Linked DNA regions of Homo sapiens: all the other regions are linked to region 1. A link is a contact called in ENCODE Hi-C or POLR2A ChIA-PET data. All regions are on one chromosome and are shown on one strand. Each heading gives the region's core, a stretch centred on a gene start or an enhancer-like site at or near the end of the contact. The rest is flanking DNA. Distances are from core to core; before and after follow the strand shown. Region 1 overlaps DDX10 (DEAD-box helicase 10). Region 2 overlaps DDX10 (DEAD-box helicase 10). Region 3 overlaps DDX10 (DEAD-box helicase 10).

The links. Hi-C counts contacts between places; a loop is a spot of excess contacts on that map. ChIA-PET counts read pairs that join two places held with the same protein, here RNA polymerase II (POLR2A). Pooled maps may share reads with other maps.
Region 2: a pooled map shows a loop between it and region 1 (2.5-fold over the local background). The contact joins two enhancer-like sites. A Hi-C loop is called at or near these places in 2 of 50 pooled maps. POLR2A ChIA-PET finds 5 or more read pairs at or near these places in 4 of 52 experiments (GM12878, Panc1, activated naive CD4-positive, alpha-beta T cell and 1 more).
Region 3: a map of PC-3 shows a loop between it and region 1 (4-fold over the local background). The contact joins two enhancer-like sites. A Hi-C loop is called at or near these places in 3 of 168 maps with a recorded cell type or tissue (PC-3, adrenal gland and endothelial cell of umbilical vein) and 1 of 50 pooled maps. POLR2A ChIA-PET finds 5 or more read pairs at or near these places in 3 of 52 experiments (BJ, Caco-2 and PC-3).

Annotation. Positions count from the first base shown.
Region 1 is chr11:108,894,272-108,898,594 of GRCh38, reverse strand. All of the region lies in intron 16 of DDX10 (DEAD-box helicase 10), which reads right to left. Among named protein-coding and RNA genes, the nearest start is that of DDX10, 230 kb to the right of the region's middle. Within about 2 kb of position 2,579, at least 7 of the 41 ENCODE cell types and tissues checked have a DNase peak (open chromatin) inside an H3K27ac peak, as active enhancers do; they include PC-3 and endothelial cell of umbilical vein, where a contact is called at or near this core.
Region 2 is chr11:108,852,537-108,856,859 of GRCh38, reverse strand. The region is part of intron 16 of DDX10 (DEAD-box helicase 10); the gene reads right to left. Among named protein-coding and RNA genes, the nearest start is that of DDX10, 190 kb to the right of the region's middle. Within about 2 kb of position 2,444, at least 6 of the 41 ENCODE cell types and tissues checked have a DNase peak (open chromatin) inside an H3K27ac peak, as active enhancers do; they include endothelial cell of umbilical vein, where a contact is called at or near this core.
Region 3 is chr11:108,927,322-108,931,644 of GRCh38, reverse strand. The region is part of intron 17 of DDX10 (DEAD-box helicase 10); the gene reads right to left. Among named protein-coding and RNA genes, the nearest start is that of DDX10, 260 kb to the right of the region's middle. Within about 2 kb of position 2,249, at least 5 of the 41 ENCODE cell types and tissues checked have a DNase peak (open chromatin) inside an H3K27ac peak, as active enhancers do; they include PC-3 and endothelial cell of umbilical vein, where a contact is called at or near this core.

The DNA of each region.
Region 1 (4,323 bases), core at 1,330-3,829:
GTATTTTCAACATGAATATTCATATTGTCTGATCCTTTTCCTCCCACAAATAGCTTTTCAGCTGTCTCTGTCTTTCTGTGTCATTTGTTATAAAGCGTCCCTCTCATCTTATTTTACATCCTTGAGAGCTTGCTTTGTGACCAAACAGGAATACCTGCTCTTGGTTTCCACCCTCTAGGGGACATGATTTTTCGGTCATGTCTGGTGGCCAGCCTGAAAAGACTGGGAACTCCGAGACATGTAACATATTAAGCAGCCTACTCTTTGTTCTGAATATGCCAAGACCTCAGGAGAGTTTGTCTTAAGTCCCATCCATAGCGGGCTTTTGTCATTCTTTTTGTCTGGTTAGTCCAGACAAAAAGGCTCGATTCTTTTTGTCTGGTTAGTCCTGGGAAAGTCCAATCCTAGGTGGGCCTACCCAGTGTCATGGATTAATGGGTCTGTGATGGGCAGCCCCCTCACAAATTTGTGGGATACTGGAGGCACTGTATATACAAATGTTATCCTTGACTTCTGTGGCAACAAGAGTTTTTTTCTTTCTTAGCCTATTTCGGGGAGTGAACTTTTTGGAGGATCATGGGAACTATCTCTTCTATACCCTCTCTAGGAACAGCTTTTGCTTATACGGTAAAATTTTATTCGAAACCTAGAAAATTACTTCATGGGCTTTCCATGAAGAGGCTTATTGGATTGAGTTGATACTAGAATAATACACCATTGGAAATCCTAATTGTCAGTGGCTGGAAGATGGTTCCTTTGAATTAAAAAGACTTCTGTATTTGAAAAAGACTCCGGAGAACTCACATTATCAGCAGTTGCCTTATTTGTATTTATGGGAGGATCAAACTGAAAGAAAGACATATATTAGTGTCATGGCTAGCCTTAGACTGTCTCTTAAAAAAAAAAAGCAGAAATCAGATTTAAAACAAAGTTAAAATCCTTTGTACGTTCAAACTACCTGCCTCGGGTCCCCTGCGGGATTTGCAAAGAACGCCACTCCATCTTGTAGTCTAGCAGTTAAAATTCCACACTCTCACCTTGGCGGCCTAGAAGTTTGATTCCCTGCCAAGGAACTAGTCCCTTGGAGACGTAAATCCTTTAACACAAAAGGGGAAAGAAAAAAGAAACATTTATTTTTAAAATGGGTTTGATATTTGTGTGACTCAACTTTTTGGGTACCCATTTGTTATTGATCTTTTTCCCTTCCATGGACAGCTTTTGATTTCCTATCTCACTGTCTCCTTTAATCATCCATCCATGGGGCACACAGTTGTCAGGCCTTTGTGTGGAGAGTCAGCTGGGAAGCTGAGACCCTAGAGAATATTGCCAAGCAAAAACATGGGTTGTCCCCTGCTTGCAGCTAGTCAAACTTTGCTTTCTTTGAACTGTCTTTGGGGGTGGTCCTGGATCTTGTAAGGCCTGCTTTCCGCCTCTTTGGAGATAATTTGTGCTTCCTTGGTTAAGTCATAAAAGGTTTATTGTTTTTGGTGTTGAGTCACTTGGAAGGTACCTTCAGTTTAAAGAAGTTAAAAAGCCAGGAATGTTAGCTGTTTCTCTCAGCTAAAGTGTAATAAGAAATTTTTTAAAAAGTTTTTGAAAGAGCTCTATGGTCAAAAGTCAGCTTAATTAAAAGCTGATATTTGGATTATCATTTTTTTCTTAAAAAAAAAAAAGTCTTTCTACTTTTTCTCTTTTGGATCCTATTTCTCTACAGGGATTTTTTTTCCCCCCAGTCAACTGAAACACTTAGTTTCTTAGTCTTCTAGTCAAGGCCAGACAATGTCACTATCATGTAAGGATTATATGTGTACCAAGCATTCAGTACAAGGAAGGCACTCAATAAAAATTACCTTTCCTTCCTATCAGAGAAGCAACTAAGATATGAGGACAGATGTATAATACCAAACTGGCTTGAATTCCTCTAAATATGTATCAGTTACAGAATGATTATGATTTCAAACAGAACTCAGTGAATATTCTGCTAAAAACCAGGAATGCTCTTGCTACAATAAACTCTAGATTGTTTTATAATACAGTACCAATCAGACAACTTCCAAATCTAAAACATGTATGGGTTAGCATCCTGAGCTAAAGGAGACTGGCAACTAAACAGATACCAGTATATGCATTTATTATCACTCACAATAACACACCACAGAAAATGTGCCTAAACCAATTCCTTCCACAATAAGCCTAGAGAGTACAGTTAAAACACGCATTGGCAGGAAGAAAAAAAAAAATATGTGAAGGACTAATGCTTTAAAAAAATCACCAGTTCTAAATACCATTAAGGGGCTACAGAGATCTGCCACGTTGGATTCACAAGCATGCTTGTTCATTTGTTTTGCTTTTAAATGTATCGGTGTCCATTGTCAGTACTCTTTAGAATATATAAATAACTAACAAGAATTGCTCTATAACAATTCATAGTAGATGTATGTAAGTAACAATTCTTACGCCTATGATCTAAGATGGATAATACAGTCACGGCAAAGTGGATCTCCTACTAAAGTCACTTTCAATTAATTTGCATCTTAAAGTTCTGAGTCACTTCCTCTGAACGATTACATTTGGGTGGCACGATGTATACAAACATTCCAGTCCTGCTTGGTAAATAGTGAATTGCCACAAAGAGGAAGTTGATATAACTTTCTTTTTGGCATAAATGGTTTATTTCAAATCACAAACTATCACCACAAAGGAAGAAAACAATTTAGTATTCTGGGCAGCAGGCTGATAACTTTTCATTAGTCTGAAAACACTTTCCTGAATTTTCTGAAAGCAGGACAATTGGAACAGAAGCCTCATATGTGGTTGGTATCTGGGCATCTACGCTATTAAAATAGGACTTGTGATCTTTCCTCTGCTACTAGCTCTGTATTAATCAGAACTACTGAATTTTGGGTTAAAATTCCTCAAATATTTTTGGTGACAATTACTAAAGACTAGTGCTACAACAATATTATTAAGTAAACTTGTATTATTAGTTACATCTTTCAAAAATCCCAGTAAAGATATAGAGAAGGTATTAATTTTATAAGACGTTAAAATCAATATTGATATGTATTACTGAAATATAGAAATATAAGTCCTTTATGGTCTGAAAACTAAATTGGGATCTAGTCATGATATAATATGCAACAAAAGGAAAACTAGTGAATCCTTAATACCTGCTAGGAAATAACACTCAGAGTTTAGGAAAAGATCACTTAATAAGAGACTAATGAGCTTTTTTTTTGACTGAGTTTATACCCAAAGGAGACTTGGATATAACACAAGGGAACTAATAACTCAGAAGAAACAAATCACACCTTAAGTACAAGCAAAAAAAAAAATCACTTATTCAGTGATGATATGTAATGCTCTGGCAAAGTTTCCTGAAGAGTTTAAGAGAATACCTACACCTTTTAAAACGGAGTTAATTTTACTGTCCAAGCATTTGTAAGATTGGCCCTAGTATGCGCTTTTGTTAATTAGCCAGGTCAAAGCTTGTCTCTATAAATCACAGCAGATATTTCAAACCTGGCTGAACTTAAATTACAAGTTGCCTAAAATTCCATCTTTTTATTTTGAAATTGTCCAAAGTAGTTATGATCTAAAATATAGAACAGAGCAAATGCCAACTACAAATCCAATTTCCTACAAAAGTTTCTACCTAGGTTATGTGAGAAATTTCCGTTTTAAAAAAAAGGGAAAAAAGCAATCACTTATAATACTCTTTCCAGTAGTAAAGGACGTTTTTCCTCTTCAAAAATGAGAATGAGTTATAAAATGCCCGAGTGCCCTCAAAATTTCATAATAACTATTTTATTAAAAAGTCACATAGTTGTCCTTTACTGAAGGCTTTAATTTTTTATGACAAAGTATTTTACAAAAGAACACAAAAGAGTATGCCCATATGAGCAAAATACCATTTTTAACGTTTTGCATTTTGAATTCTATTGACTTTGTTATTTTCCCATGACACTTCGGCAACAGAAGAATTAAGTTTGTGTTTACAAAAATTAAAGAAATGGCTCTAAGATATGCCATGATAATTTTCTTAAATCTGCTCCATTATTCACTTTAGGCTTCTACTTTCACATTTAATTCATCCGAATTACACATTAAAATTAGTCATGATCTGTAGCACATAACAAGCAATGGCTTATAATCAGGAAAAAGACTGATAACTCACTTTAAAGTGTATAAACACATCTTTTAATATTCTGCTGAAGAATCTCCATCTCAAGTGTATTAGAAAGGATGAACGTTTTAGTAACTATCAATTTCCTACATCTTTACCACCTTCACCTTAAAGACAATGAGAATGCATAAAGGTAT
Region 2 (4,323 bases), core at 1,195-3,694, 42 kb after region 1:
TGGGGGGTGGAGAGGAGAGTCCATAGGTCACTCAATATAATACTGAAAACCATTGGAGTAGATCAGTGGCTGCCACACTCGCTCTTCAATTTCATGGATCAGAAAAAGCTCAAAAAAGATTTTAAAGTGGTGAAATGGGTTTTTACTTTGTCAAATAATAAGACTTTTTAAAAAATTATCAGTATTATTTCATAAATGAAAGGATATTTTAGCACCAAAAAAGTAGGAAGAACAAAATATCAAATGAATAAAGTTAGCTTTGCTTTATGAAACTACTGTTGAGTCAGAGAAAAAGTCATTGAAGACCAGTAGATTAAAAAGTCAGTCCAGGGCATCTCTCAAGTCCATTAGTTTTTTAAGGTTTTTTTTTTGTTTTGTTTTTTGTTTTTTGTTTTTTTTGGTGGTTTTTTTTGTTTGTTTGTTTTGTTTGAGACAGAGTCTCGCTCTGTCACCCAGGCTGGACTGCAGTGGCGTAATCTCGGCTCACTGCAGCCTCCACCTCCCAGGTTAAAGTGATTCTTCTGCCTCACCCTCCCGAGTATGCTGGGATTATAGACGGGTACCACCATGCCTGGCTAATTTCTGTATTTTTAGTAGAGACAGGGTTTTGCCATGTTGGCCAGGCTGGTCTTGAACCCCTCACCGCAGGTGATCCACCCATCTCGGCCTCCCAAAGTGCTGGGATTACACGCATGAGCCACCATGCCCGGCCTAGAGTTTTAAAATTAATTAACTACTACTTCTTCAGACCTCCTATTCTGAGAGCTCTAACTTCAACACTACTTTTCTGTTGTACAGAGATTACCTTAGGTATTCAAGAAACTATTACCTAAAACCACTATTTGTTAAGTATAAATAAAAACACAGTACAAACCAAAAAATAAAAACAAGTGAAAATGTACATCTATAAAACTTCAACCTCAAAATGTATGACATATTTTCCCCACACCTTAAAAATACGAACTATAATCATCATTTTTAATATAGTCAAAGCAACTTTTAACTATTTTAAGTGTTTGAGCTCTTTCCTACTCTTTGTTCCTTCATAGTCAGTGTTCAATTTCATCAGCCTCAGACTTTTGTTTAATAAATCATACTTTTGGCCAGTTGCAGTGGCTCACATCCATAATCCCAGCACTTTGGGAGGCCGAGGAGGGTGGATCACGGGGTCAGGAGATCAAGACCATCCTGGCTAATGCAGTGAAACTCTGTCTCTACTAAAAATACAAAAAATTAGCTGGGCGTGGTGGCACATGCGTGTAGTCCCAGCTACTCGGGAGGCTGAGGCAGGAGAATCGCTTGAACCTGGGAGGCGGAGGTTGCAGTGGGCCAAGATCGCGTCACTGCACTCCAGCCTCGGTGACAGAGCGAGACTCCATCTTAAAAAATAAATAAATAAATAAAAATCACACTTTCTTTTCAAAAGCAGCACAGTAGTGAGATATTGCTGAGGATCTATTTCCTCAAGTTTCAGCACTGTTGTTCCTTTTCCTTACATTTATACAAAATCATTCCAGCGACCAGGGATTCCTACTAGCACTTGTGACCCTCAAAGCAAAAGGAAATTTAGCTAGATAATGAGGTAAAGCTGTATTCCAGGATTATGTAACCTACCTGAACTCAAAAAGCAATGTGGTCTATTGATCATTGCTACAAGTATTTTTCTAGATCTTAGTTTAAAATCTGTAGGTCATAAGAATATACGACATCTTGTTAGCTAAAGTAAAAACAATTCTATTGTGCAATTCAAGTACTTCTCTGCTAAAGAAAGTTTTGATACCCAAAAGACCTATATTTCCCAAACCACTATTAGGTACCCAGCAAACCTTCGTAACAGTTTCAGCTTCGTATTTATCTTCCATTCCCAATTCTGCACATAATATAACTAGGCAGAACTTAGATCTATCTTTTAACAAAAAGTCATATCAGATTCCTGAGAGGTCCATTCCAACTTTAGTTTATCCTACTCACACTTTAAAGCAATTTTTCTTAGAAGTACTTTCAATATGCCAGAGAAGATTCATTTCTAAAATTGAAAATTCACATTATCATTAAGTTTTCTCTTTTCTGGGAAATAAAGATAATTCCATGAAACTTCATTCAAGCACTTTCCCCAAAATTAAAAAAAAAATACTGTGTCCTTTATATCCTTCCTTGTATAATAAAATGATGTTTGCTGCATGAAACACAAAACAAGGTAGAAAGACAGCTACGTGAGTCCTCCCTTTCTTACACTTTCAGTTTCTATGCAGTGATTGCTTAAAATAGCTATAAACAGCTATGACTACATTTCCTGGTAAATTAAGTCTGCAAGTACCACCTTCTTTGACCATTAAAATATCTTCTGGATAGCTTGTAGGTTCAGGGATCAAAGGGAAGCTCTACCTGGAATCTGACTAAAGTGATTCAGAAGGCAATATCCTAAGTAACACAATGATTAGGTTTACATAAGAGGATCAACGAGAAGACAAAGTTTACTCAAAAACTAAGTCACATCTGTCATTTAAAGCACATGCACTGAGAGAAACCTGATAATTTACATAATATTTCTCCTTACATATCACAGAAATTTGTGCCATCACCCCTTTACCAAGTGTTTCCAAATAATCTCTTCTGGGTCTGCTTCCAAAAGGTACCTCAAAAGCCATGAGAGCCTTCAACCCCTGTCACTTTCATTTGAAAGGAAGTTGGGTGCAAAAGGTTGGTTTGAGCTCATTCCTTGGGCTCTGTCAGTCAGCCTGAACCTGTCACTGCAGGCAGTCCTCAGTGTCTTGAGGAATGTTTGAGTCCTGGCTGCAGACCAGCCACTGATCCCTCTGGTAATATCACTCTTACAAAAGGGCTACCATCTCTGAGCACTCAGAAAAGGGCTGTGAAATGGAGGTAGCTAAACTATTCAGAGCAATAATAAAACACAGCCTCTGTCTATTTAAAGCTCCTGGCTGAGCTGCAAAGCCATGTCAGCTCTTCTTTCTGTTCTTAGTCCGATGCTTAGTGGTTACATAGAAATGAGACCTTCCCTTGACAAGAAAAATCTTCCTCCTTTTTTAGATGTCAGGAAACAAACACACAGGACAAACACAGAAGGGGAGTGGGAAATGGAAGGAAGAGTTTGGCATAAGGAGTTCACTTCAGAGATCAACCCCCAGTGAAAATGCCTGATTGTGACAACTTTATCATTTTTTCATTTCCCCAGCAGACACAGTATTAAAACCAAATATACACACCAATTTATGGGGGAATAAAAGAAGAGGTTTCCAGGAGGATAGCTCAAGGGTGATAGCAACTTCTTACAGCTTAAACCATTATGAAAAAAAAAAATCGAGCATACACCATCAATAAGTATAAAAAATAAACCATATTTAGTAATATATATACAAATATGCATGAATAAACACAAAGGAAATACAGTAACAGGGCTTTCTTTGGCTCTAGATTATATCTTTCATTTTACATTTATATATGCAGAAATGAGAGCTTCTTAGTGAAATAAAATGGGCTTATTTTATGCTGAACATGCAATATTCATAAATATCAAATGCTTTTATTAGATTTAAGATTTTCTTGTTAAATTTAAATCTTTCCCACTACAGCCTCTGAGATCTAGTGGTGGTTCTGCCATGGTGTTTCACGCCTGCACGTTAAAGCATATGCAGAAGCCTCCACCTTATTTAGCAGTCAGGCTGCACACACTGGAGCTCTCGTTTTTGGGCACCTTTGAAGACAGAGTGATATTTAATACTGCTTATATTTAATATAAGCAGTCTTTTCTGCTTATATTCAGTATTAAATAATTGCTTCCCACTTCAGAACTATAGCATGAGTTATCATCTCTGACTTGCTCTCTTAAGTGCTATGGCCAGCATGGAAAAAAAATGACGAAGAATATTATAGGCTTCCTCAAGGGAGTTGGAGCTTTGCTAACTGCCAAGAAGAAATCATGGCTAGTCAGAAACAGCACAATGAGATACAGCATGAGAAATGACATATGTTATTGGGCCCTAGTTCTAGGAAATCATTTCTACTAAATGTTCTCAGAATGCAGAAGCTGAACACTTCTCAGTGACAAACACATTAGATAAAAATCATGGCTGCACATGGACAGTGTTTATAATTGTACATACATACTTGAGGAAAACTGTACATATGTATTTGCTGAAAAGTATCTGTTACAGAATATAGTAAAAGTGGGAGATACAGAATGCTTTTCTCCTAGATTCTAAGAGCTGAACTGATGCTTTCAGAGTTACCTGTTATGAGGTTGGGTTCACACAGGCTGTCTACCTGAAGATGATACAGATGAAAATCCTATCAGGCCTGGCC
Region 3 (4,323 bases), core at 1,000-3,499, 33 kb before region 1:
CTGTGACCATGGAACCTTTTATCCCCTTAACTTTACAGGTAACTTCTCTGAAATGTACACATGGCATAATGTAAAAAATATCTACTTTTCTCCCTTCCCTGTTTAATGTTGAAATGACTGCTTTTAAAAATAGTTACTTAACAGTGATTCAAGCACTGTTATTAAATATGTCATTTCCAAAATTCTGGTATAGAGGAAAAGAAAATGGCTTTGGAGTCAGTCTGACCCGATTTAAACCCTGGCAGTTGCCTAAAACTTGGGAAAACTGCTGAACGTCACAGGGTGCCAATTTTTATGTTTGTAAATGTGACTAATATCTACCTCATGGAGAGATTAAATAAGTGATATATGCATGGTAAATGCATTATAAATGTTAACTATAGCTTCTCCAACTCCCCATGGTGGGCATGATCTTACTTTTCTGTTGATGTTAACTGGATTATATTGGTCTTTACCATGTAAGGTGAAAGTCTTTTAACTTGAGATGTCCCCCGACCCCCTGAGATACGGTCTTGCTCAGCCCAGGCTGGAGTACAGGGTGCTATCATGGCTCATGAGAGAACTCCTGGGGAGCTGGGACACTCAGGAAGGGATACTGAATGGGGTAGGGGTCTGGGACAAATGTTGTTGGAGGGAAGAGAGGTTCTGGGTCCCTGTTAGGTTAAGGTCCTCAGCAAGCAACAATAGTCTTTGACGTTTTTATTAAAATTAAGTATATTATTATTAGCCTTATCTCAGGTAAGAACCTTCACTTTGAGAGGCTGAGAAGACAGTTCCTCAAAGGGCAGCCCTGTTCATAAGGAAGGGCTATGCTGAGCTAGAATTTCATGTTTGGCAGAATAGTACTTAATCCAGCATATAACCAAAATCTGAAAAGACAAAGCATATTATTATCACAGTCTACTGTATTTTAAACGTTAAAAACAGCTTTCTTTAAACTACAGAAATTATTATGAAATGGTTAAATTTCAAAATACTGACAATACAAGATGCTGGTGGGGCTGTGGAGCAAAAAGAACTCTCGTTTATTGCTGGTAAGAATGCAAAATGCTACAGCCACTTCGGAAGAGAGTTTAGCAGTTTCTTATAAAACTAAATATACTCCCTACCATGTGATCTAGCTGTCATGCCCTTTGATATTTACCCAAAGGAGCTGAAAACTTATTACCACACAAAATCCTGCTCATGAATATTTATAGCAGCTTTATTCATAATTGCCAAAACTTGGAAGCAGCCAAGATGTCTTTCAATAGATGAACAAACTGTGATACATCCATACAATGGAATATTATTCAGTGATAAAAAGAAATGAGCTATCAAGCCACAAAAAGATATAGCGGAACCTTAAAAATATATTGCTAAGTGAAAGAAGCCAATCTGAAAAGGCTGCATATATGATTCCACCCATATGGCATTCCAGAAAAGGCAAAACTGTGAATACAATAAAAAGACCAGTGGTTGCAAGGGATTCGGAAAGAGAAGGATAGATAGGTGGAGCACAAGGGATTTTGAGGGCAATGAGCTATTCTGTGTGATACTATAATGATGGACACATGACATTATACATTTGTCAAAACCCATAAGATATACAATGCCGAAAGTGAACTCTAATTTGAACTACAGACATTAGTTAATAATAATGTATCAATATTAGTTCATCAATTGTAACAAATTTACCACACTAATGCAAGATGTTACTAATAGGGGAAATTGGAGAGGTAGTGAAGAGAAATATGAAAACTATATTTTTCACTCCATGTTTACTGTAAAAACTAAAATTCCTAGGCAGAAAGTCAATAAAAAGATGTATAGTTTAAAAGAGTTAGTATACCCCCAATACATTATAACTTAATTAAATTGAGCATAAAAACACATTAGATTTTTCTTTTTTTATCCCCAAAGAACTACATGCCCCTTAATACATCACCTGACTTACCTTTCCCATCCTCATTTAGAGTACTCAGACCATCTCAATTCCACTTTTCTGTTCTTATGAGAATTTCAATGCTGGCTCACTCCTTTCTAATGAGTTGCCACTGTATGGACTAGACTAGCAACTGTTTCCTATACTCATCACCTTCTATGAAGTCAGTATCACAATCAGGATAGACACATGGGTAGAATGATGATGAGGTGAAAAGCAGCCAAGGAATCTCCTAACAGGAATACACAGAATTGTACAGTCATGATGATGCTATTAGGGTAAATATTTAAATAATAATTGTCTACGCAAACCATGCTTAGAACACTAGGATGAATCATTCCTTCCTCCCAGAGGTGGCTTGCAATAATTCTTCAGGTCTTGCCTCAGAGAGGGTTCTTCTTAACCATCTTGGCTAAAGTGAACTCTCCCAATTCCTCTCTCATCAGTTATTGTTTTCAAGGCCCTGTCACCACCTCTTGTCTGCTTTTTGTTTACTTCCTTATGGTCTGTCTCTCTTGCTGGAGCGTACGCTCTATGAGGGGCTGGGGTCCAGTATCTCTTCTTTATTGCTCTCTGCCAGTCACATGGTAAACTAGCAGTTTATCAAATGCCTAAATTATGTGACTGTCAAAGGAAAACAGACAGGTAAGGGCATTCCTACACTCCAATTTGGTAACGTGGACTCTCCATCCATATTTTGAATAGGCTATGTTACATGACATTACTGTCACTACATCATTAATTTCAACCAGGCTGTAAGATATTTTTGCAAACTGTTTTGAATATAGGGCCTAGTGCTACCTGGGGACTTAATGAATGACTTCAATGAGGAAAACAAGGAAAAGTAGCTATCCTAGAGGACATTAAGTTTTATTCCTATCAATGTATATACTCATTTACAAACTCCTACCAGTTTTGCTTTTAGTAATTAAAATAATTACTGCACATTAATGACCCTATTCAATGTCATATTTCACTTTCTTTTTACCCTCGTTAGATCTTCACAGTAACTTTGCAAGGTAAAAATTATCTTCCTTTGACTGATGAAGAAAGCTGGGTCACAGAGATTAAGTAACTTGTCAAAGGTCCATAACTTGTAAAAGAAAGATTCAAACTCAGGTCTGTCAAATCCCCAAACCCACAGTTTTCCCCACAAAGCCAAGTAGCCTGCCTTTGTTCTAACAGTCTTAATTTCACAAAACTACTTTCCCTGTTGCAAAGTTGATAATAATACAGCGTGTAGATCAATATTCCAAAACTACAAGCAGTGGTGCATGTGGGCAAGGCATTCAGTCTCTCGGTTCACAGAACCTCATGTAATTCATATCTCACACCTGCTAGAGCAACTATTTTTGTAAAACAGATGCTTCTGAGAACACCCTGCCAGGATCAGGCATAGTTTAAATTTCTATGTATTGATAGAGAAAGGCATAAGGAGAGAGACTGATTCACTGATATATTATTCCATGTAGCGAGAACTCCTAGGGCTTATTCCACTTGAATTTTTAATTCCCTTTCTGGCTTTTAGGACACTTTAGCCAATAAACTTACAAGTGTGGGAAAGAGTGGGGCAAATAACATATTATCACAGAAGAGGAAGGTAATCATTGGTACCTGCCATGAATAGGAAGACCTCTCACTGGTAAACAGCATACTTTAAATGATGTGTGAATTAAATCCAAACAAAACAAGTCAGAATGTCCTTTGTAACCTAGAAACCACACTTCCTGGGCTGCGAGGACACAATAATCAGAACCACTAAACCAAACTTCAAGATGTTCCAGCTGGGCACGGTGGCTCACGCCTATAATCCCTGCACTTTGGGAGGCCAAGGCAGGCAGTTGCCTGAGGTCAAGAGTTCAATACCGGCCTGGCTAACATGGTGAAACCCCTTCTCTACTAAAAATACAAAAAAATTAGCCAGGCATGGTGGCGCACGCCTGTAGTCCCAGCTACTCGGGAGGCTGAGGCAGGAGAATTGCTTCAACCTGGGAGACAGAGGTTGCAGTGAGCTGAGATCACGCCACTGCACTCCAGCCTGGGCAACAGAGGGAGACTCCATCAGAAAAAGAAAAAAAAAAAAAAGTTCCAAGTGCTGTCTGATATGGCTGTGGCCCAAGGCAACATAGAAGAAAAACATCTTCTGGGAAAATCTGTTAACTTCTCTCCTGCTGGATGCAGTGCCTTATAGAAACACAATCTAGTGGAGTGAGCACTAAACTTCCAAGGATGCTGGGGCAGACAGTTCCAATAATTAAGTTATAAAACGGCAACTGAAATTATGGGGGATTCTGTAAGCCTGACTCTGAACAAGAGACTGTGCGGCCAGAAAGTGGCATATGCCTCATTTCAGAGCTCATAACTTCTGTGGCAGCTGCATTTCTTCATGTACAATTAGG